4 separate regions of the Homo sapiens genome follow, and all the other regions are linked to region 2. Evidence: chromatin contacts called from ENCODE Hi-C data. All regions are on one chromosome and are shown on one strand. Each heading gives the region's core, a stretch centred on a gene start or an enhancer-like site at or near the end of the contact. The rest is flanking DNA. Distances are from core to core; before and after follow the strand shown.

Region 1 (6,136 bases), core at 3,436-5,935, 3.2 Mb before region 2:
TGATTTATCCCCACAGGCCACCTGGCCCACCTTATGGGCTGAGGAGGGCTTGATGGGCGGAGGGAAGCAGAGCTGAGGAGCTGGGGAGGAGCTGGAAAGGACTGCTAGAAGGTTCCACTGAAGCTACAATGAGTAGAACCGGACATGAGAGTTTCCAGGATTCTGTAGACCTGTGAACTCCCTGAATTGTAAGCTGCATGGTGTGTGTGCAGTTTCCAAGGAGAGGGCCCATAACTTTTGCAAAAGGGTACCCCATGACCTTCCAAAAGGTAACCCCAGATTATAACAACAATGACCCAAGACATGAGGGTTAGGACGACTGGTCAAACAAGGGCCAAGAACCCTGAAACACTTCTTGCCCCTCTGAAAATAACTGTTGAGGGGCAAGATTAATGAATAGGACAAGGTCCTGCCTCATGGACTCACAATATTAATTTAGATTTTGCTTTTTTCCCTGAGCCAATTCTCACACTCATTCCAAAGTATTTGGGACACAGGCAAGAGATTAGTTGCTCCATTAAGCCCTTCCAGTCTCAGACACTCTCCTCTTCCTCCTAGACCTGTGGCCGATGGACTCCAGGTCCTGAATCTATGGACTGTGCACCTCCAGTTTTCTGTTTCGCCTTTTATCCAGTGTCTAGGGCCCTGATTTGTGCTGTTACCAACTTTCTCCCCAGGTGCCTCCTAAAAAGCTGGCCACTCTCATGTCTCAGCAAGCACTGAATTCCATTCCACCAACACTGATTCAGCCCTCACCATGTGAGGGTGTTGTGAAGGAGACACAGATGGTCGGATAAGGCCCCTAAGTCTAGCCTGGGAGACTGCAGGTTAATGGCAGGACAGATAACACTCACGGACCAGGCTAGTGGGGAAGGGAAGTGAGAACCCCTAGGAGGGTGACGGCTAACAGGCTGGGGGATTAAGTGGTGGCATCCTGAATGTGCGACAGTAGCTCCAGAGCTGTATGAAGGTGGAGAAGGATTGCTTTACAAAGAATGGGGGCGGTGTGCGGAGGGGTGATGAGAAGGAAGGTGAGAAACGTTAGAGGTGGGTTGTGGCCAATTGGCCAGACCGAGGACCTTAGTGTTCACTAAGGAATTTGGATTTTATCAAGACAGTGCGTAGGTGGCATTGAAAATTTTTGAGCAGAGGAGGTGGGCTCTGTGCTTAGACGTAAGCTTAAGACCACACTGCAGAGGATGAGAGAGCAAGGAGGGGGCTTTGAGACTGGGATACAGGATGCTAATGTAGGGTCCAGTGGGGATGGGGGATAATGGGGCCCTTTAACTACAGCGATAGGCAGGACCACCTACAGAGTTTGTGGGGTCCAGTGGGAAAGGAAAATGCAGGGTCTCTTGCACAAAATTATTAACAATTTAGTAACAACAGAGCATTAAAACAAGTGGGGGTCCCTTCTAAGTACGGGGCCCCGTTTGGCTGCACAGGTCACATACCTGCAAAGCTGGCCTTGGCCATGGGACAAGACAGGATGAGTCAGATGAGAGCTCTGGGAAGCAGGGTCCCAGGACTTAGTAATCTGTTGGATATGGGATGTGAGGAAGCAATCCAGCTGACAGATGACCCTCCTACACCGGGTGCCATGCCACCCTTCTGCTTTCTGGGCACCTTCCTTGGTGTGACCAACTCTAGCTTATTAATATGAATAAACTTCACCCACTCCTCCTTTTCCTGCTACCCTCACCCCAGACCTGCTCCTGTAGAGTCCCTATCTAAAGGTTAAAAACTATGGTGTTGGCCAGGGGTAGTGGCTCATGGGTCATACCTGTAATCCCAGCACTTTGGGAGGCCAAGGTGGGCGGAGCACAAGGTCAGGAGTTCGAGACCAGCCTGATCAACATGGTGAAACCCCGTCTCTACTAAAAATACAAAAATTAGCTGGGCGTAGTGGTGTGTGCCTGCAATCCCAGCTACTCAGGAGGTTGAGGCAGAAGAATTGCTTGAACCTGGGAGCCGAGATCACGCCACTGCACTCCCGCCTGGGCGACAGAGCGAGACTCTGTCCTAAAAAAAGAAAAAGAAAAGAAAAATGCTAACCGGGTGTGGTGGCTCAATCCCAGCACTTTAGGAGGCTGAGGTGGGAGGATTACTTGAGGCCAGGAGTTTGAGCCCACCCTGGCCGACATAGTGAGAACAAGCTTTTTTTTTTTGAGACCGAGTTTCGCTTTTGTTGCCCAGGCTGGAGTGCAATGGCGCGATCTCGGCTCACTGCAACCTCCGCCTCCCAGGTTCAAGCGATTCTCCTGCCTCAGCCTCCCAAGTAGCTGAGATTATAGGCATGCGCCACCATGCTCGGCTAATTTTTTTGTATTGTTAGTAGAGACGGGGTTTCTCCATGTTGGTCAGGCTGGTCTCGAACTCCCGACCTCAGGTGATCCGCCTGCCTCCGCCTCCCAAAGTGCTAGGATTACAGGCGTGAGCCACCGCGCCCGGCCCGAGAACCTATCTAAAAAAAAAAAATCCGGAAACAAAAAAATCTTTGGTGTCCCTCTCCAGTTCTCTCTCCCCATCTCACCCCTCCCAGCATCTCACTTCCTCAATGTGCTCCCATTCCTATGGCCTCCCCATAGCTGCTGTCACTGCCAAGTTCTGGCAAGTCCATATCAGCTCATGTCTAGATTACCCATGAAATCCTCCCATCCATCCCCCAGACTCCGGACCCCACCACCACTCTCAAATAAAGCACCGATCCCGCACAGAGCCGCCTCAGCGATGTTCCCAAATGCTATCCGGATCTTGTCACTGAGTAAGATCCCTCGTTGGGGACTGCCCGGCCAAAGACTAAGACCCAAATGACTCAAAACAGCACAAGGCCCTCTGTTGCCTGACCCTGCTTAATCTGCTAATAAATACCAGAAGGGCCTTAGTCTCCCACATACCTCCAGTACGCACCATGCTGGGGGGGTTGCGTTTTTTGTTTTCTTTACCCCAAGCAGTTTCCTCTGCCTGGAATCTCCCCTCCTGCTTCGCAGCCTGGCTTACAATTCATTCCTCGGAGTTGGCCTCAGCTCTCCTCTCCTCGGGAGGCCTTCTCCAGCCCACGCCCCACCCTGCCACACCCCTACTGGGCGCTCTTCCCCACGGACTACAGGCCTTCCCCTTCCCTCTGGGCTGGGGGCAGCTGGGGCTGAGTATAAGTCTTACTCACGTTGGTGCCGCCAGCCCCAAAACAAAGCCTGGCCCACGTGGGTGCTCCGCGTATGTGTGTGGCTCTAGGCGGAGATGCCGGGGGTGGAAAGAGCCGGTAACAGAAACAGAACGTGCTAGAGGAAGAGCAGCCTGCAGGGAAGGCTGGCACAGATAACCACAAAAAGAAAGAAGGCCCCCGCATCACGTCTTCACCAAGACCCCACTGGCAAGGCGAGGACAGCGCCTTTGGGTGGATGCATCTGTGACCCAGAGGCAATGCTGGCTGTCCTGGTGTCTGATTTGATTGCATCTGATTTCAAAATTTGATCTCTGCTTCCTTCTGAAAACCTCATTCCCTTATGTCAGTTGTCAACAAGCCCTTGTCTAGTGCGGGCAGACTGTTTTCCATCAAGCAGTCCCAGCCAGGCTAACAATAAAATGGTTGGCAGTGAGCTTGGGGGCAGAAACCTGTTTCCATCCATGTGTCCCCGCAGCTAGCAAAGCCCTGGCACACGGCTGACCCTCAATAAATGCTTGCTGAATGGGTGAATTGTGTCTGCTTCCCCAGGAATAGGGGTGGGAGGCCTGAAGCCCCTGGGGACCGGTGGGGGCAGACAGCCTGAGATTAAACTTGATCCATAGATAATCCCCCAAATCCAGAAGCCACCTGGACAACAGTTGGCTGAACTGAGCTCCATCGTGGGATACATGCTGATGGTACTGCTGAGTTCACCAAGGGTCTCCCCGGGACCAGAAAACAGCTCCTCAAAATACAACTTATTATTCTAATCATTATTGGAGAGTGACAGAGAAAAGAGCGTCAATCCTTTGAGGGCAGAATCCATTTAGGAAGATTAAATGGCTATTCTCACCGCCGACCCCCAACCCCCGTTTTTACTTTTACAAACTTTATTATGAAAAATATCAAACATACAGAAAAGTGGAGAAAACAGTATAACGAATCCGGCCACCCATCACCCAGCCTCAGCGATGACCAACCCGCGCCTGACCTCTCCAGTCATCTATACCCCACCCCTCGAGGCAAATCTCCGACGTCCTCTCCTTACACGCGCAGACCTCGGTAGCGACGGGAATCCGTTCCGGACTCCTCTGGGGCCCTGGCCGGCTCCCTCGGCCCTGCTCAGCGCGGCGCGGGCGGGTTCTCAGCCCACGTCCGTGAAGCTGAAGGCCGGATCGTGCGGCGCCGCCCCGCCCCCCACGGCGCTTCCTCCTCGGTCCGCACCGCGAGGGTCACCGCGGCCCCGGAGCGCCTGGGACACTCGACCGGCAGCCGCGGGTGATGCGCGAGTGAGTCCCTCAGCGAAGCGCGGAAGAGAGAACGAAGAGGCGCCTTCCACTTCCTCTCGCTCTAACGCCGGCACCCGCCCCGCGCGTCCCTCGCCCCCGCTGCCCCGCCCCCTGCAGGGCGTGGCCACGGCCCGAGGGGCGGGGAAACACCCATATTTGGCCTTATATGGGCAGCCGCGTCACGGACGGCACTCATTCACATAAAACGCTGCGCGGCCGGCGGAATCCCCGGCTTCTAGGGCGGCGAGCGGCCGGGCTGGCTATCGAGCGAGCGGGGCGGGAACGCGGAGTTGCGCCGCCGCTCGGGCGCCGGGCTCCGTCGCGGCCGCAGCCCCGCGGGTCGCCCTCCCGTGCCTCGCCCGCGGACACCCTGGCCGTGGACACCCTGGCCGTGGGCACCCGCGGGGCGCGCGGCGCGGGGCCGCTGGCCGGCGGCGGCGGCGGCATGAAGGTCACGTCGCTCGACGGGCGCCAGCTGCGCAAGATGCTCCGCAAGGAGGCGGCGGCGCGCTGCGTGGTGCTCGACTGCCGGCCCTATCTGGCCTTCGCTGCCTCGAACGTGCGCGGCTCGCTCAACGTCAACCTCAACTCGGTGGTGCTGCGGCGGGCCCGGGGCGGCGCGGTGTCGGCGCGCTACGTGCTGCCCGACGAGGCGGCGCGCGCGCGGCTCCTGCAGGAGGGCGGCGGCGGCGTCGCGGCCGTGGTGGTGCTGGACCAGGGCAGCCGCCACTGGCAGAAGCTGCGAGAGGAGAGCGCCGCGCGTGTCGTCCTCACCTCGCTACTCGCTTGCCTACCCGCCGGCCCGCGGGTCTACTTCCTCAAAGGTGAGCGCTCGGGGTCCCTGCCACGCTCGCCCCTCCGGCGCCCCCGGGTCCCCTCCCTGCGCCGGGGCGCCCTCCTACACCCTGGGACCGGGAGAGTCACCACCTGCAGGAGTCTGCACCCTGTGGCTTGTTGTGCGCTTGGGAGGGCACTGCAAATGTCAGCACTCAGAGCTCCCCCTCTTCCCCACCCGCGTTCCTCGAAAGCGCCCGGCAGCGGGTCTGCCCGGTGGTCTGGGTGGAGTTGGTTATGCTGCGGGGGCTGCTGCTGTTTAGCAGTTTGGGGGCCGTCGGCTCGTGCCGGGCACGAGCCCCCTTTCCAGACGCGAGCTTCGCCGCTGTCGCTGGGGTCAGGGCTCGGGGCCTTCCTGATAGACTGATCTGGCGGGATCAGCAGGTCGCGATCCACTCTCCCTTGGTGTGGCGCCGTGGTGCCCCCCTTCCTCCCGCCTAGCCAGCTGTGGTCTTCACCGACCCCCTTGCCTTTTTGACCTGGCGAGTCCCTTCCCTTTCCATTTCATTTTATTGCTTTTTATTGTTTCCCTCCGGCCTCTTCTCCCCTCCTAGGTCTTTTCTCTAGCTCAGTTTGGAGCTCACATCCTTTCCACCCTTTTCACCTCCTCCTTCCTCCGCCCCAGGATTATCCCTGGGACCCATCCTGAGCTGAGCCTACAGCCAGCCAGCCACGAAATAGAGGTGCGCGGGGGCAGGGTGGTATGGAGATTCTGCGGCCTTTGATTTGACACCTCCCGGAGCTACCGCCACAGGCCTGCCCATTTCACCTGCCGGGAAGATAACTTTGGCTTCTGGTGGTGGGTGGGTGATTGACTCTCAAAATCCAAAGCATTGGTTTTTTCTGG
Region 2 (6,122 bases), core at 1,562-4,061:
TATGTTTATTGCGGCACTATTCACAATAGCAAAGACTTGGAACCAAGCCAAATGTCCAACAATGATAGACTGGATTAAGAAAATGTGGCACATATACACCATGGAATACTATGCAGCCATAAAAAATGATGAGTTCGTGTCCTTTGTAGGGACATGGATGAAGCTGGAAACCATCATTGTCAGCAAACTATCGCAAGGGCAAAAAACCAAACACCGCATGTTCTCACTCATAGGTGGGAATTGAACAATGAGAACACATGGACACAGGAAGGGGAACATCACACACCGGGGCCTGTTGCGGGTGGGGGGAGGGGAGAGGGATAGCATTAGGAGATATATCTAATGTTAAATAACGAGTTAATGGGTGCAGCACACCAACATGGCACATGTATACATTTGTAACTAACCTGCACGTTGTGCTCATGTACCCTAAAACTTAAAGTATAATAAAAATTAAAATAAAATAAAGGCAATTTGATTCTACTTCTGCCACTAGCAAATCTGTGACGGGGGCAACTTCGCTGAGCCTCAGATTCTTTATAAAATGAACAGAGATTAGTTGTAAAAGCCTCTTTTAGTTCTAACACTGATTCACTATATTTCAGGAATAACCTGCAAGATCCTAGATTTACAAATTAGATAAATCAAAGAGTAATTTAATTGCTTTACTAATAGTATTCTTTGTTTCTCAGATGACTCACAATCGAATTTATTTTATTTTATTTTATTTTGTTTTTGAGACAGAGTCTCGCTCTGTCGCCCAGGCTGGAGTGCAGTGGCGCGATCTCGGCTCACTGCAAGCTCCTCCTCCTGGGTTCCCGCCATTCTCCTGCCTCAGCCTCCCGAGTAGCTGGGACTGCAGGCGCCCGCCACCATGCCTGGCTAATTTTTTTGTATTTTCAGTAGGGACAGGGTTTCACCGTGTTAGCCAGGATGGTCTTGATTTTCTGACCTCGTGATACGCCCGCCTCGGCCTTCCAAAGTGCTGAGATTACAGACGTAAGCCACCGCGCCTGGCCTTGAATTTCTTTACAAAGCAAATTATCTTAGCGTCTAAATGGCTTACTTTACCTCCAACATTTTGGGAACATGGGTATTAAAAAAAGACTAGGGCAGCCACATTAGAAATTGTGTCACTGCTGGTTAAAAATATTCAGGGATTCAGGATTTTCCCGTAAGTTAATCAATTATAATTATTCCCTTACACTTGCCAGGGGTCAGTCTTTTTTTTTCAAACCAAGGAAGCATCCTCACCTGGAGAGATTTGAGCGACAAATACTGAAGTCTCAGGCCCACGGGAAAGCAAGCAAACAGAAAGAGAAGATGGCGTTCTTGCCTGGTATCCGACCACTAAGCATGTACTCCATTCACGCAAGGATTTGGTGGTTCCTAAAAGTAAATACTGTGTCTCTGATATGAATAAAACTACAATTTCTTCTCAGATATTTTACACCTCAGTGTGATTGAGTTTAGTTGCTTCCCTGAGCCAGGGTGAAGAAAGACGTGTGTGTGTGTGTGTGTGTGTGTGTGTGTGTGTGTGTGTTGTGGGGTCAGGGTGAACTAGGTGCGTGTGTGTGTATGAATCCGTGTGTGTGGTGGGTTTCATGAACTAGAATCTGTGTGTTTGTGTGTGGGTGTGTTGGGTCGGGGTGAACTTGAATCCGTGTGTGTGTGTGTTGTGGGGTCAGGGTAAACTGGAATGCGTGTGTGTGTGTGTTGTGGGGTCAGGGTGAACTGGAATGCCTGTGTATGTCTTTTGTGGGGTCAGGGTGAACTGGAATGCCTGTGTATGTCTTTTGTGGGGTCAGGGTGAACGGGAATCCGTGTGTGTGTGTGTTTGGTCAGGGTGAACTGGATAACTGGAATCCGTGTGTGTGTGTGTGTGTTTTGTGGGGTCAGGGTGAACTGGAATCCGTGTGTCCGTGTGTGTGTGTGTGTGTGTGTGTGTGTGTGCGTATGCTGTGGGGTTGGGGTGAACTAGAATCCGTGGAAGTGCTCAGTCTCTCCCGTGTTTGACTGACTCCCGGCCGCATACCCAGTCCCTGACACACGGGGGCGCACAACAAATATTTCCCGAAAGATCCAGGAGCAGCATCTCCACCAGCAAGCTGGGCTGCTGGGTGGGTACTTCCTTCAAAGCTGAGGGAGCGTCCTACGCCCACGCGCGCAGGAGGGCGCCCCCCGCAAAGCAACGTCTAGGAGACCACAGTGGATGCCACAGCGGGCCCGAAGCGGATCAGCCTTGTGGGGTACGCATGCTAATGTAGGCGTGGAGTCCCCCAGGGGGACGCCAGCAGTTCCAGCTGGGATCCAGGTTTCGCTAGGGGAGAGCCTCTGGCTATGGGAAAGGGGTCTCCGAGTTGATGTGAAGGCCCAGGTCGAGGTGTACACTGGGGGCGGGGAAGTGGAGGTGACCACACGAGCGCCCCATCACTGAGCGCCGCCGCGAAATCTGCGCTCTTTGGGTCACTTGGAGCGCGGCCAGTTTGGCAGATTTGTTTTTTTCCCGGAACAACCCGCGGCGGCTCGGCTGTCCCGGGAAACTGCAAACTTTGCTGTGCGCGTTCTCCCGCGCGCGGGCTCAACTTTGTAGAGCGAGGGGCCAACTTGGCAGAGCGCGCGGCCAGCTTTGCAGAGAGCGCCCTCCAGGGACTATGCGTGCGGGGACACGGGTCGCTTTGGGCTCTTCCACCCCTGCGGAGCGCACTACCCCGAGCCAGGGGCGGTGCAAGCCCCGCCCGGCCCTACCCAGGGCGGCTCCTCCCTCCGCAGCGCCGAGACTTTTAGTTTCGCTTTCGCTAAAGGGGCCCCAGACCCTTGCTGCGGAGCGACGGAGAGAGACTGTGCCAGTCCCAGCCGCCCTACCGCCGTGGGAACGGTAACTGCAGCCCCCACCTCGGCCGGCGCCTCTCCAGCCCGCCGGCCGTGCGCGCCTTGCCTCCCTCCTTCCTGCCGGCTTCCTAGTTCCCCCCTGCGCCCCCAGCGTGGTCTAGGGGAGCCTGGTTGAGTGGGACTGAGTGGCCCCGACGGCCTGCGCTGAAACTTTGGGAAGAGGGCCCGTTCCGCTCTCTCCATCGCTTGCCTTGCTCAGCTTGTCCTCCCTTCCCTCCTAGCCGGGGGGCTAGGGGACACCTCGTACTATTCGAGATTTAGGAGAGGAGGGCTCGTGATCTGGCACAGCGGCTAACAGCGAGGGCTCCTTTGCCTGCGTTCCGGTCCCCACCCCTTGCCTGCCGGCGGTGGGACCTCAACCCTCTCTCTGTTAAATGGGAACCACGGTGATCCCCGCAGACTGTTGGCGGGGATGGACAGAGTTGATTATGGTACGCGTTTCGCGGCAGTGGCTCTGTCAAGTCTGAGTACACTGGAGCTGAGCGTCCTTGCTGCAGGGCTCTTAGAGGGACCTTGAGGAGGTGGAAACCAGGCAGGAGACATTTAGACGTGTGGAGTGTTAGGCTCCAGGTGACAGCTTTGCGGTTTATGGAGCAGTAAAATTACTTGTGGGTGATTGTGGGTGTATCATTTCCAGATCTTTATTCTTGAACTTCTGGGCTCCTGGGCTAGTTGACGTGGCCCTCCCTGTTGTCTCAACTTACAGGCTATTTCCTCCTTTTGGGTCTCGCCGGCCTGACCTTCACCCTTGGTACCGCCATTGCCTAGATTCACAGTCCACCTTCTGCCACCTGTAAACTGTGTGGCTTTGGACAGGTTACTTAACGTCTCTGAAGAAGCTAAAGTTTCTGCAATAGCAAAGTAAAGGCCCTGGTCTAGCAGTGCCATGAGCCTTGGGTGACGCAGCGGAGCGCTTGAGTGCCCAGCAGAGCCTCCCTTTCCCCCTCCCAGCTGCTAGAGGCAAGAGGGGGAGGTTTTCAGGTCTTCTCTGTGTGCCCTTTAGGAAGATTTTTATTTGGGCAAGAAGTGAGTCACAAATTGTATGATGTCACTTTTCAGGGGAAGCAGCTGCAGTCCATTTCCCCCTTCATGAAAGTAAAAAGTTCAGACAATAGCTGGGCAGTGACTTCTTACCCAGCTGTGTACCAGTTGCCCCAACATGTGGGCTCCTGTTCAACATGTTTAGAAATAATCACTACAGGAACTTTTTTTCAGTCTCTACAAAATCTTTTTAAAATATGGATGTGGTTTTTAAATATCGGCAAAGGTTGACAGTTGCATATTATCTTAGTCTCGTGGGCAGTGGTGATAATGGGAATATTTCTTGACTATTTAGATTGTGCCACCTAGCATTTTACATGCATTGTTTCATTCATCCTCCCAACCACCTGTGACATAGGTACTGTTGTTTTCCCATTTTACAGATGAGGAAACTGAGGCTTAGAGAGGTCGAGCACTTTTTCTGAGGTCCCATGGCTAATATGTGGAAGAACTGATTCAGCCCCAGATCTCAGGGTTCTCAACCACCCTCTTGGGTCTCCTTGGTTCTGCTGTTTGGACAGCAGTTTATTGAAGGGGCTGAAGGATTTGAAAATACATTTAAGTTAGATTTATAAAGAAAAATGGATTTGGTGCCTGCCATGTACCTGACATTTTTCTATGATTAAAAAAATGATTAAGATGAGGTCTCAGTCTGCAAACAGTGACAATCTTGGTGGCTAATAGTAAGAATAAGAGTTACAGTGACTAACCAAGACTTACTATGTGCCTATCATTGTTAGTGCTTTGAGTGTCTCATGTATTAATTTATTTAAAGAGAAGTTAGACATATTTAACAGTGGGATAAGCAATCTCCCTCAAATGACTGCTCTTTGCAGCCTGGACCTTAAAAAGGGGACAGATATGAGAAAATAATGCCATGTGTACCCTCTACGGACAGCTTGGCAGAACTGAGATAGGTCTGGATTTTCTTGGTGCACTGTGATGATGAAAGGAGGAAATAAGAGGTCAAAACCAGGTCTTGGTTTGACTGAAATGACGTGTCTGAGATCAGGCATTCCCCACTTGGTTACCACCCTGGGCTATGATCGCTCTTTGGAGGTTCCAAAAATCAAGCCCAGTCTCATAGGAATAAGAAAGTAACTAATTGTTTAGCTTTACAGATTTGAAAGAGCCAAGTCCCACCACTGCTGACTTGGATTGTTAGAAGAGACACTTTCTGTCACTGCAGACAGTGTTCAGCATCAACCCAGAAGGATGCGGTAGGTTTCAGACAGAAGACCTAATGGCCTACTGTTTGGAGGGAAAGTTCTAGAAAGCGTCCCATCATTGAGCCACAGAAATCAGCCTGAATTTTACATCTCAGTAGCTAAGTCCAAAGCCCTCTCTTAGTGTCTGAGAAGGATGAGTTTAAGCTATACCCATCCTTTGGTGGAACATTTCAAATGTTTAATGAGTGCACAGTTCTCTCTGCCTGCATCGCTCCCACCTACCCTCTCTGCTTCCCCCTTTTCAGTTCTCAGGTCAGACATTTCCTCCCCTGAGGAGTTTCCCTAATTTCTGTGAGGCTCTTGAGTTTCCCTGGTATGGCTACAGATTGTTCACCCTCAAGGCATACACCACAGTTGCATTTCAAACTAGACGCCATCCTTTTTTTCATGTCTGTTTCTCAACATGGCAGGACCAGGTCAATTTGCTCACAAGTATATCCCTAATTCCTAACTTCTAGTAAATATCCATTGAATGAATGAAGAAGAGTCTCCAAAAGTCTCAGCAGTCCCAATAATATCAAAACAAAGGCTTGGCTTTCTTAGGAGCCATTTTGCTTAGGGTCTTCCCCTTTTTCAAAACCACTTTATTAAGGTATAGTTGAAATATAAAAAGCTAGGCATAGTTAATGCATGCATACCTACCAAGTTTGGAGATAAGCATAGATACACCCATGAAATCATCACCACCTCAACAAAGCTACCACCTCCTAAAGTTTCCTCCCACACCGTTTAATGCTATTATTACTATTATTTTTATTACTACTATTTTTTGAGGTGGAGTCTCAATGTGTCACCAGGCTGGAGTGCAGTGGCGCAATCTCGGCTAACTGCAACTTCTGCCTCCCGGGTTCAAGCGATTCCCCTGCCTCAGCCTCCCAAATAGCTGCGACTACAGGCATGCACCACCATGCCCAGCTAATTTTTGTATTTTTAGTAGAGACGGGGTTTCACCATGTTGGC
Region 3 (5,969 bases), core at 1-2,500, 3.2 Mb after region 2:
TGATGGTCCATTACACACAGACAGTGAGACGTTCCGTAAGAGAGCAGAGAGAACACGGAGGAAGTTTGGAAGGTGCATGTCTGGGTTTGTGTAACAGTACTTATAGCATCACATTTTTATGCATCTGCACCCATACGTGCATGTATTGAAAATAACTGTGTTTCAAAGTGCTTTCTCACTCACTTCCTCATTTTGTACTAAGTGACTCGGGAAACAGGCAGAGGAGGTAAGATGATGTTTTCCAGAGGGGGGAAAGTGTGGCACAGATCTTGTAACTGATCTGCTTAGGTAGGAAACATAAACAGGCGTGAGTGGAACAAGAACACCCTGTCCGTCGCCGCCCACTCCTGCAGCAGAGGAAGTATCTAGAACTGAGGACGCACACTAAGTTCTGTAATCGCATGATACCTGGCAGGTACAATGAAGCCAGGAAGGCACTTCGGATTGAAAAGGGCAAGGACATAGGCAGCATTCTGGAGAGGGAACGTGAGCCAAGGCCATTCCCCCATTTCCGTTTTACCTCCCCAAGTCCTGCCTGAATCATCCCCCATCCTTAGGTCTGCCCAAACCACAACCATCCCTTAGGGTTCACCCCAGATATTTTCAACCCACACTGGTTTTTTTCATTCCATTGATTTCACCCCCACTAATATCCCAGAGAAGGGCAAGTGGCCGTTTCTCTCCTGGACATCATAGCAGGCCCAGCCAGCACACGGCTCGGCTCAGAGCAGGTAGTTAATAAACATGAGCCGAATGAAAGAATTCCTGAGATCGCCACCGCTCAGTAAGGATGCCCTGAGCCCCTACATCCCTCCCCCAACAGAGTGGGCCTGCCTGGCACGGGCGGCCTTAGCAACCCGGAGGAGCTCACTAACAGCAGAGAGCAAGGGGGCGCGTGGGGAGGGCGGGGTGGCCCAAGACGCTGGGCCACTGGGACCCGAGCGCGCGACCCCAGCCGGAATTCGGAGCTAAGGCTGCCGCGCTCCGGCAAAACGCGCTTGATGAGGTCGTTAAAGATTTCCCCCTCTGGAAAATCGCCAGGGAAAAGTGGTGAAAAACGAAGCCGGGAGGGCCCTAGTCTCGGGAGTCTAGGAGGAGCCCAACCCCCGGACCTAATGCCGCAGGGAGAAAAGACAGAGCAGCGAGCGCAAATACCATCCTAGCTCCAATAAAAGGGAACGACTTTTACCGCAGGAAGAACCTAGGCCTGGAAGCCACGCGAGATCTGGGGGTCGGGATCACGTTGCGTTGCCTAGCGACAGCAGGGACGCTCGTGGGACCCCAGGCTAAACCCCGCTGTAGCCTTAAATCTCCTACCATGGAGGAAGAAGGCGGCGGCCGCAGCTGTGGGACCACTAGGGAGCTGCAGAAGCTGAAGCAGCAGGCGATGGAGTACTACCGGGAGAACGACGTTCCGCGCAGGCTGGAAGAGCTGCTCAACTCCACCTTCTACCTCCAGCCTGCCGACGTCTACGGGCACCTGGTAGGGACCTGGGACAAGCGCTCTCCTCCCGCCAACCCCTCTCCCCCCGCCCCGCGCTGCGGCAACGCCTTGCGCCTGCGCCTGCGCCTCAGAATCTCGCATGCCAGCCGCCCGGGCCCTGGGCCTGCGTGTGCGGAGGAGACTTCTGGAGGGAAGGAGCGGGAAGGACACCCAGGGGTGAAGGGATCTCCCCAGAGAAAGTGGCAGAAAGGAGGCAGCTGGAGGAAAGAGGGCGCTAGGCGTATTTGACCTGCAGCGGCAGCCCAGGGGCTGGCAGGCTTCCTCGCTGCCTAAGAGGCCTCTCCGTTTGTGGGCCGGCCCACCGCCCATGCTTGCCAATTGTCATTTTTAACACATACCTTAATGCCCTCAGCTCAGCTCACCGACCTTAAGCAGCTCCTCTTTGATCACAGGATGAACACCTTGGCGTTTGCTACAACTTGGCTTCAGCCTATTCTGGGGCCTCATCCTACTGGCTCCTCTGCCGGGATGCCAGTTAATATCTGACCAGCCCCGCCCTAAACTCCAAAATTCAGACCAAAGCCTTGCCCACGTAGCCCTGGACCAACCGTCCTTCTGGGTTCCTACAGCATTTCCTTCGTGTATTGTAGTCTCTTGAGGCAGCCTCCCTAGGCAGCCTGTGAGCCCCTGCTGGGCTCAGAAGCCTTGTCTTCTCACCTTCCGGGTCTCTGCCCAGCCCTGAGATCTGGCACATACCTTAGCGTTAAGCAGTGAGCAGCTGAAGCAAAGACGTTTTCTCCCTTCCAGATCTATAAGTAGTAAGGAAGGCAGTGTGGCTGGGGCCCCTAGGAGTTTGCACTATGGCAAGGCAAAGCAAGGAGGCAATGTGAACACCAAGCAGAAGGAGTCCTATGAAGAGGCAGATGTGCTGTCAGGGTGCAAAACCACGTCGTATTGAGGCAGTTGATATAAAGGATGTTCCGCGAATGACTTTTTCCCACTCATGGCCTATACTATCAAAGGGGAGAGGTGTGGGGTTTACTGAGCCCCTTGTGCTGCGTACTGTAACTCAATCCTCAGTACCACTGCGACGAGGTAAAAATGATGATTCCCATTTTACAAATAAAGAACCTGTGGCCAGTGCAATTTAAATGATTTTCCCAAAGGACATAGTGACAGAAGAAAAAAAATCAAACCACATTTGTGTCCCTAGTACCCAGCAGAGTGCATGGCACACAGTGGATGCTGAGAAACTACCTGCAGGATGAATGAGTGAATGCTTGACTCTCATTCCATTCTCTTCCTACTATCTGTTGCTAGAGGAATTCTTGAACACAATCTATTCTAACGTCCTCATTTTACAGGGACACCAAGTCTTTGTCTCACAGCTACTTAGTGTACAAGCTAGGACTAAAAACATGGACTCTTGTTCCCCAGTATAATGATCTTCTTATTCTATTAGGCAGCCAGGATATTCGTTTGTACAGCTCTCTGGGAACTTACATCTTAGTTTGGGACAAAAGTCACTAATACATAAAATAATTGGAGCAAAAGATAAGGTGATAGATGACTGTGTGCTAGATTGAGGGGCAGATCCCTATATGCCTATTAAAGGAATTCAGGGATGGAAAAGATCCTTGGAGGCTGTATATCCAGGAAGGCTTTGGCTTGGACTTCGAAGGATGTTCAGGAATTGCAGAGGCAAAAAAGCAAACTCCTTGAACCTGGGAATCGGAGGTTGCAGTGAGCCGAGATTGCACCACTGCACTCCAGCCTCGGCAACAGAGCGAGACTCCGTCTCAAAAAGAAAAACAGAAAAAAGCAATCTCCTTTTCCTTTTCTTAGTAACTGCCCTAGTTTTGGCCGTGCTTACTCTCACCTCGTCTCTCCCTCTATCTAGTTCATCCTGCAGAATGCTGCCAGAGCAGTGTCCTAACATGCAAGTCTGACCACACTTCTCTTCCTCAGAACCTCCTGTGGCTTTCCCGTGCTTGCTGGCCTTCATGTGTGTGGTTCACAGTGCTCAGCCCCTCCCTCTGGTAACAGGCGCATCTCCCACTCCCTGCCCTCCTCCTCTACACCGAATCACTGACTGTTCCCCAAAGCCAGAAGTTTCCTACCTCCCTCCTCTTTGCTTGTCCCATTCTCTCTCCCTGAAATATCTGCTCACCACATCTCCCCCTTGACTGGCACTGAAACACTATACCTCCTCCAGTGTTCAGCTCCAATGTCATTTCTTCTGTCCCTCTCCAACATTGATATGGCTTGGCTCTATCCCCTCCCAAACCTCATCTTGAATTGTACTGCTCATAATCCCCACATATGACATGTGGGGAGGGACCGGGTGGGAGGTAATTAAATTATGGGGGTGGTTACTCTCATGCTGTTCTCGTGATAGTGACTTCTCATGAGAGCTGATGGTTTTATAAGGGGCTTCCCCGCTTCACTTTGCACTTCTCCTTCCCGCCCTCATGTGAAGAAGGATGTGTTTGCTTCTCCCTCCACCATGATTGTAAGTTTCCTGAGGCCTCTGCAGCTGTGCAGAACTGTGAGTCAATTAAACCTCTTTCCTTTATAAATTACCCAGTCTCAGGCAGTCCTTGATAGCAGTGTGAGAACAAACTAAGACAGACATATTAGAGGAATTCACACATGGTAAAGATCCTTGTAGGCAATAACAATACAATTTATTCCATCATCATAAAACTGAATGAGAGAGTTTTGGACTGGGAATGTGGCAGATCTGGTTTTGATTCTTATCTCTGCCACTTCCTCACTGTGATAGAGTTACACTGATGGTCCTCCAAGAAACTACACTTCCAGTGTGAACACCTTTTTGTAAGTCCCTCCCACACTGACTCTGGAATTGGCTATGTCACTTACTTTGATCAATAGGACCTTGACAAACACGATACAAACAGAGAGTTGATCAGTGCTGGCATATGGAAGCTTGTCCTCTTGGAATCTAGTCATCATGCTGTGAGGATGTCCCAATTACCCTACTGGAAAGAGTGAGGTTGTGTAGAGAAAGACCTTGGCAGATACGAGACCCCTCAGGATATCCTGTGAGAAAGATAGATGCCCAGCCAACCCCTCACTGTGCCAGCCATCCCAGCTACGGCACTGGACATTGAGTGAAAACAGCTTGGATATGCTGGCTCCTGTCAAGCCTCCAGATGATTACATCTGCATAAGGGACTCCAGAGAAGCCCAGCAAAAGAATTTCCCAGTTGAAGCCCCACCCAGATTACAGGACCATGAGCAAGTTAATGGTTTAAACCACCAAGGTTTGGGGTGGTCTGTTACAAAGCAGTAGATAATGGCCGGGCGCGGTGGCTCACGCCTGTAATCCCAGCACTTTGGGAGGCTGAGGCGGGCGGATCACAAGGTCAGGAGATCGAGACCATCCTGGCTAACACGGTGAAACCCTGTCTCTACTAAAAATACAAAAAATTAGCTGGGAGTGGTGTCGGGCGACTGTAGTCCCAGCTACTCGTGAGGCTGAGGCAGGAGAATGGCGTGAACCCGGGAGGCGGAGCTTGCAGCGAGCCAAGATTGTGCCACTGCACTCCAGCCTGGGTGACAGAGTGAGACTCCGTCTCAAAAAAAAAAAAAAAAAAAACCAAAGCAGTAGATAATGAAAACATTAGCTAAGTGATCTTGGACAGTTAATTTTTGTGGAACTGTCTGCCCATCTGTGGGATGGAGATGATATCACATAGCTTAGAGAGTTGAATGTAATGACATAATGTATATACAGTGCCCAGGGATGTCACTGACATTTATTAATTTATACGAGATTTAATTTATAGAATCCTATATATGTCAGGCCCTGTGGTTTGAGATATAGTGATAAAGAAGTCATTCTTTCACAGCCCATATTAAGCACTTCAAAAATGTTAGTTCCTTTCCTCTCCTAACACAACACGCGGCACATTATAGGTGCTTGGTGCTTGTTAAACTGAACTCACTATAACACACAGAGTGTAAGCTAAATAACATTTTTGCTCTCCTGATTCTAAATTCATTTAGGCACTTACTCTGTAACATACAAACCACCATTTAAAGAATCCACGGATAGCTTGAAAATGAGCTCTTGCTTAATACTTCTGGGGCCCCACCTCTGAACTGGCATGTCGCTGTGGGTATTAGATGACCTGTTGTCCAGGTTGAAGTCACTGGATTTTGAACTGAAAGATCAGAGACCTGGTGTCTGCTAAATGAAAGCAAAGCCCAGTCCTATCTGGTAATCAAGAGAGCAATAAAGGTGTGCCTTCACCTTCCCTCCTTCTAGTCTCTCCTAGCTCCTGCTCCTCTGCACAGAAACACCTTCCTGAGCGTTTTCTTGCAGGCTTCTCGAGTGGGCTTTCTATCTCAGCTTCTCTTTCTTCAGTCTCCTTCTTAGATCACTTCCAAATGGCTTCTGCTTTTCCACCTCAATGAAACTGCAATTACTAAGGCTCCCAACAAGCCTCCTTGAACACATAGGACTATGAATGAGCTGATGGTAAGATACAGCCGTCAC
Region 4 (5,958 bases), core at 375-2,874, 3.3 Mb before region 2:
GATTGTATATTTATTTCTGTGTTTCTTTAATGCCAGTCTCCCACCTAGATGATAAACTCTGTAAGGGCAAGAACCAGGTCTGTTTGGTTCTGTGTAAGGTGGTGGTGAATTACCAGTGTAGGCTCTGAAGCTTGGACTGCCTGGCCTCATATCCCAGCTCCCCTACCCAGCTGTTCTTTGATCTTCAGCAAGTTGCTTCTCCTTCCTGTGCCTCAGTGTTCTCATCTGTAAAATGGATATTTGAATAGTAGTACCTGCCTCACATGGTTGATGGGAGGAATAAATGAAATTATATATGTAAAACATTTAGCATTGTCAATGGCACATTGGAAATTGTCAATAAACATTAATTATATCAATAACAAGCCACCACCACAACTTAATAGCTGAAAACTGCAACCATGTAATTGCTCACAATTCTGTGGGTTGACAGTTTGGTCAAGGCTCAGCAGGGTGGCTTGTTTCTGCTCCAGATGGTTTTGGCTGGGCTCACTCTTACATTTTTGGTCAAGTGGCTTGTTGACTGGGACTGCATAGTCTAACTTGATGGGCTGTTGGTGGAGGCTGTCAGTGAGGGAGGCTCAGTTCTCCTCCATGTGGCCTCTCCAGCAGACTAGCTGGGGCTTCCTCATGTGGTAGCTGGGTTCCAAGAGGGCGAGAGCAAAAGTCAAGAGTCACTTTCGCAGCATTAGTCAAAGCAAGTTACAAGGTCATCCTAGAGTCAAAGGACAGAGAAGTAGTGCTAGTTTTTGTTAGGAGGAGGTGCAAAGACTTCCTGGACATTTTTCATCCTCCATAGTTGCTTGTTCCTGAATCTAGCATGGTATACTCAGGTGCATGGCCCAGTATGCATTTAATAGGTATTTGTTGAAGAAATAACAAATGGATGTGCAGAGGAGAAAGAAACTAGAGGCTCGAGAGGAAAACTGATTTGCTCAAGGTCACAAAGCAAATGAGCGGCAGCACCAGGACGAGAAACTAGGTCCTGGCGCTCAGTCTTGCCTCTTCCCGTTGCATCAATCTGCTCAGACAGCTGCCTGAAGTGGGGTTGAATTCTTCAAATAATTGCCTCACTCCTCAGCTTCTGTTGAGCCTCTGGAGATATATCTAGAAGGTCAGGACTGTGCTTGCTTCCTGAAAAGTCTGGGGATGGAAAGAAGGGAGCACTTTTCATTTCCCAGGGCATAACGCATTGCAGAAAATGATCAGAGAGCATCAGCAGTCCTCCTTGGGTTCCACTGTATGTGGCCAGCGGCCAGGTTGGGAGGTCAGAGACAAAGGCAGACTCCAGTATAGACGCTCTGTGGCCTGCTTCTCATGTACCTGCTCTCACACACGTGTGCACACACACATACATGCATGCACCTTCTCTCGCCTCTCTCTTTAAGGTCTGGAAGAAAGCTACCATAAGTTTGAGCAGTTGGCCACATGGTCTCATTTGGGCTCTCAATTGGACTAGCAATTTCAGGAATTTGAACAGCAATTTTTGAACAGGGAGTTTGGGGAACGGCAGCAGGGGAAAGTTGGGAGGCGCAGAAGGGGTTGTGAAATGCATGCTACAATTCCGTCATCAGCCCCTTCCTGTTGTTCTGGTACCGGGGGGAAACCTGGGCTGGCAAGACTGCGCTTCCTCCATCTAGAAGCTTTCCTCAGGCCTGCTGAGTCACCCACCTGCTGCGGGGAATGCACCTATTTTTAGCCTGAGGTAAATGAGCCCTGTAGTCACCCAGACCACATTCTCTTGGGTGTCTTTGTCACAGATGGTGTGGCCGGATGGGGACCACATTGAAGAGACCTCACCCCCACCCCTAACAAGGTCTCTTCCTCTCCTTCCTCTGAGAAGCCTCACTGCACAGCAGTGACTCACATAACCCCAGGAGAGAATGCGGCAGAGGGTGGCAGTGGGTGGCATACCAAGCTAGTGGGGGTGTGGCGGGGACAGAAGTAGTTTATCACTGACGTTGATTAGAATTGCTGGTGCATCACTGTTAGTCAGTTTATTATTGTTTGTAATTTTTCTGTAGATGATATGACCTCTTATTGTACCCATGTGCACCATTCCTATGGCCCCGTCCTTGGGGACACCACTGCTTGGGAGTTAAGATGGTGGAGATCTGGACCCCAGCAGCCTGACTAAAGGAGGCTTTACTACTTACTAACTGTTTGACTCAAGCAAGACCCTTTACCACTCTGAGACCCAACCTTGGAGCTCCTGGTCTGGTACTCAGGTCACAGAGGCTGGTAATGGATTCACAGGATTGAGAGCAGGAAGGGCACCAAGATGTCATCCCTTGCTCTATTGAGGTGAAAATGGAAGCAAAGAAAGGGGCAGATGCTTGCCTGTATCAGATGTCCAGAGACCCCTCTAAGACCTTGTTCAGGCAGAGCCACCTGTTAGGTAAAAGGTTGGTAAAAAGCAGGTGCTGATGACAAGGCCACTGTTGGTCAGAACTATTTCTACTTCAGTCTGTATCCAGCCCCTGCACCCAGTATAATGTAGTAGAGTATTTCTCGGAGAAGGGTGTGTGGACCACCTGCATCAGAATTACCTGAATCCCCTGGGGTGCTCATTAAAACTGTGAGTTTCTGATCCCCATCCCAGACTTGGGGGTTTGCTCCCAGCACTGTCACTCACTAGCTAGGGAATTTGGGGGGTGTCAAACTATCTGTGTACCACTTTCCTCACCTATAAAATGAGGCTAAACCTCCTTATGTACATGTGAGGGACAAATGTATTTGCATGGGTGAGAGGTGCAGCCCGTCGCCTGGCACATTGGAGCTAGGCAACTTGTGATTTGAGTTCTTAGTATTTGTTTCTTATCCCCAGGCAGCTCCTGAAAGGCTTCACTCTTCTGCCCTGGTGCAGAAACGGGCCCTACCTCTTTCAGATTGGCCTGGAGCTGTCAGCTACCAGTGACTTCCAGAACCAACTTGCAAATGTCTGCCAATCAGTGGCACTGCTCAGACCAGAGCTCAGATAAGATGTTCTGCAGTCTGCTGAGAAAATCTTCCAACACAGTTGTGGGACACAGAAGTCACTCACCAGAAACACTGGTCATATCACTTCTCCTTATCTCTCTTCCTGGTGACGAAGCCCAATGCCTGTGAGATCTTTTTAAACAGAACCCTTTTTCCAAATAAGATTTGACCCGACACAGGGCCCCAGTGTATGTGAACAATAAAAGCTTCACTCCACTAGTTTAAATATATTTTCTAAGAAGTTCAAGTTTCCAACATGTTACTGTGTTACTTATGAAATCAGTGTGAACACAACTGAGGTGAGCTCCAGTGTGTGAAAATCACGTATCACTTCTAAATGTGCATGGTGCTGCTTATTACAAATATTCAAGTAGTTTAAAATACATTTTGGGCCAGGCACAGTGGCTCACACCTGTAATCCCAGCACTTTGGGAGGCCAAAGAGGGAGGATGGCTTGAGCCCAGGACCAGCCTGGGCAACATAGGGAGACCCCCATCTCTACAAAAAAATTAAAAATTAGCTGGGTGTGGTGGCATACACTTATTGTCTCACCTACTCAGAAGGCTGAGGTGGGAGGATCACTTGAGCCTAGGAGCTTGAGGCTGTAGTGAACCATGATCCATGCCACTGCACTCCAGCCTAGGCAATAGAGTGAGACCCTGTCTTAAAATAAATAAGTAAAAATAAATAAAATACATTTTGGGAATTATATTTGAATTGAGTATTCACAAAAGCCATGAAGCTCCCTTGGAAAAAGCCAAGATTTTGGTTAGCATGGTTTGCAATCCCTGGAGGATTCCAAACACCTTTTACTGGGTAAGGACATAGAGGCCTGGGTGGGAGAAGGGCTACATCAATCCAATAAGTGGCCAGCTTTGAGAATCAAGGCCTACTGGATCTCAAGCCAGGGTTCCTCCCATCTGCCCACATTCCTAGCCTGGCCCACCAAGTGGGACACTTACAGGGGTGGGGAGCCCCCTTAGGTGCTCTGGCCATTGGCTGAATTGGTCTTGAGTGACAAAGACTATGGCTCTCAGTGTCTGTGGCTGAGCAGGGGCGTGGCAGGGACAAAGCCAGGCCCCCAGGCCTGGGTGAGTAAGGTAGCGAGTGTGTGAGCCCCAGTTGTGAGCAAGAGGGCTTCAGCTGGTCTTGACTTGGGCTGCAGAGCTCTTGGTCCAGGCAAATTCTCACTCCACAAACAATATCTGAGCTTTTCAGTGCTTTGAGATCTGCAGATAAGAGGCTATAAAGATGTATAAATTATTATTATGCTGAGGACAATTTCCTCCCTGGCTGGCAGCCTGCAAGGCTATGCCCAGTCCAATCTCTGCCCCCTAAGGGAGGACCTGAATGCAGGGGGAGATAAATGATGCCCAGAGCCCTCTGGCCAAGGCCAAGCCCACAGTATCCCCACCGGTGGAGAAGCCAGGCCAGGCCAGGCTGTCTTTCCCACCACATCCCACCCATCATGCCCAGCACGTGCCAGCAAGGCTTTTTCCTCTGGAGGAGGAGCTGCTAAGGTGCTGAGTCACCACCTTGATGTCAGCTGGTGCTCTCCACCCTGAGAAGAGTGCCCAGCAAGGGCGCAGCACATCAGCCTGTGCCAACAAACCTGCGGTGACCAGCCTGCTTTGGGGAGGAGTTATTTCCCCTAGGAGAGGGCACACGGTGAGCTGGGGGAATCTGTCCCTAACTCAGCCTGGGGTTCCTGCTGGGGACCATCTCACGGGGCCTCAGTGCACAAGGGTCCTTGTTGGAATAGGGCCCAGACTCCAGCTGCAGGGATGGATTGGGGGGATTTTGTTTGGTATCCCCCTGCCCCGGGAAGGAACCATTAGAAGGGAAAGGGGAGAGAGGAGGCCTCAGAAGTGGTACAAAGTGCCTGGGGGTCCTCCCACTTCATGGCTGTGGGCTTCTGGGTAGGTTACGCACCTACCAATCGTAAGTTGCTTTTTGTTGTTTTTCTTTTTTTGTATTTTTTTGTTTGTTTGTTTTTTGGAGACAAGATCGTGCTCCGTCACTCAGGCTGGAGTGCAATGGCATGATCACAGCTCACTGCAGTCTTGACCTCCCAGGTTCAAGCGATCCATTCACCTTAGCCCCCTGAGTAGCTGAGTCTACAGTCACCTGCCACCACACCCAGCTAATTTTTTTTTTTTTTTTGAGATGGCATTTCCCTCTTGTCATCCAGGCTGGGGTGCAATGGTGTGATCTTGGCTCACTGCAACCTCTGCCTCCCGAGTTCAAGCGATTCTCCTGCCTCGAACTCCTGAGCAACACGCCCAGCTAATATTTAAAAATTTGTAGAGATAAGGGTCTCAGCTTGTTGCCCAGGATGGTCTTGAACTCCTAGGCTCAAGCCATCCTCCTGCCTCGGCCTCCTAAAGTGCTGGGACACAGGCATGAGTCACCACGCCCAGCCCCTTTGGTTGTATTCTTCTTTTAAAGGTAAATGCAAACAGTTTTTTAAACTGAACAGAAACAATGCTCATACCTCCTCTGATGTTTTTTATCCAGCTCCCCTGTCCCCCATCCCTTTCCCAAAGCAATTGCTCTTACCAGTTTGAGGATATCCTTCCAAAAAGTTCTTCTAGGTATCTATACATACATATATGTGTGTGTATGTGGCTATCCTTTTATTTTTTAAATAAATAGGAACATTCTATGTACATTTTACTGGATTTTTTTTTTTTAATTTAATACCATCTTTTGGAAGTTGGTTCATATTGGCAGCTGGGATCTATGACTTTCTTTTTTTTCAACTTTTATTTTAAGTTCAGGGGTACATGTGCAGGATGTGTAGGTTTTCTTTTCTTTTCTTTTTTTTTTTTTTTTGAGATGGAGTTTCGCTCTTTCGCCCAGGCTGGAGTGCAGTGGCGCGATCTCGGCTCACTGCAACCTCTGCCTCCTGGGTTCAAGTGATTCTCCTGCCTCAGCTTCCTGAGTAGCTGGGATTACAGACGCCCACCACCACGTCCG

Evidence for each region. Hi-C counts contacts between places; a loop is a spot of excess contacts on that map. Pooled maps may share reads with other maps.
Region 1: a pooled map shows a loop between it and region 2 (17-fold over the local background). The contact joins the promoter of DUSP5 here to the promoter of CASP7 in region 2. A Hi-C loop is called at or near these places in 3 of 37 single-sample maps with no recorded cell type and 6 of 50 pooled maps.
Region 3: a pooled map shows a loop between it and region 2 (13-fold over the local background). The contact joins the promoter of ENO4 here to the promoter of CASP7 in region 2. A Hi-C loop is called at or near these places in 2 of 37 single-sample maps with no recorded cell type and 3 of 50 pooled maps.
Region 4: a loop to region 2 is called in a map with no recorded cell type, with 7 times the contacts of the local background. The contact joins the enhancer-like site here to the promoter of CASP7 in region 2. A Hi-C loop is called at or near these places in 2 of 37 single-sample maps with no recorded cell type and 3 of 50 pooled maps.

The regions. Positions count from the first base shown.
Region 1 is chr10:110,493,222-110,499,357 of GRCh38, forward strand. It overlaps DUSP5 (dual specificity phosphatase 5), which reads left to right and starts at 4,686. Exons shown (of 4, transcript NM_004419.4): 1 at 4,686-5,279. The coding sequence starts at 4,901. It overlaps DUSP5-DT (DUSP5 divergent transcript), which reads right to left and starts at 3,261. Exons shown (of 2, transcript NR_187547.1): 1 at 3,167-3,261. RefSeq lists an enhancer at 3,208-3,731 and silencers at 4,213-4,742, 4,753-4,892, 4,963-5,022, 5,143-5,412.
Region 2 is chr10:113,677,101-113,683,222 of GRCh38, forward strand. CASP7 (caspase 7) reads left to right here and starts at 2,812. Exons shown (of 7, transcript NM_001227.5): 1 at 2,812-2,878. RefSeq lists enhancers at 3,398-3,687, 5,306-5,435.
Region 3 is chr10:116,848,249-116,854,217 of GRCh38, forward strand. It overlaps ENO4 (enolase 4), which reads left to right and starts at 1,251. Exons shown (of 14, transcript NM_001242699.2): 1 at 1,251-1,483. The coding sequence starts at 1,319. It also overlaps a transcript of HSPA12A not described here. RefSeq lists an enhancer at 1-67.
Region 4 is chr10:110,413,032-110,418,989 of GRCh38, forward strand. No RefSeq gene overlaps it. Among named protein-coding and RNA genes, the nearest start is that of DUSP5-DT, 80 kb to the right of the region's middle. RefSeq lists enhancers at 1,213-2,412, 1,587-1,716, 4,526-5,026. Within about 2 kb of position 1,625, at least 12 of the 41 ENCODE cell types and tissues checked have a DNase peak (open chromatin) inside an H3K27ac peak, as active enhancers do.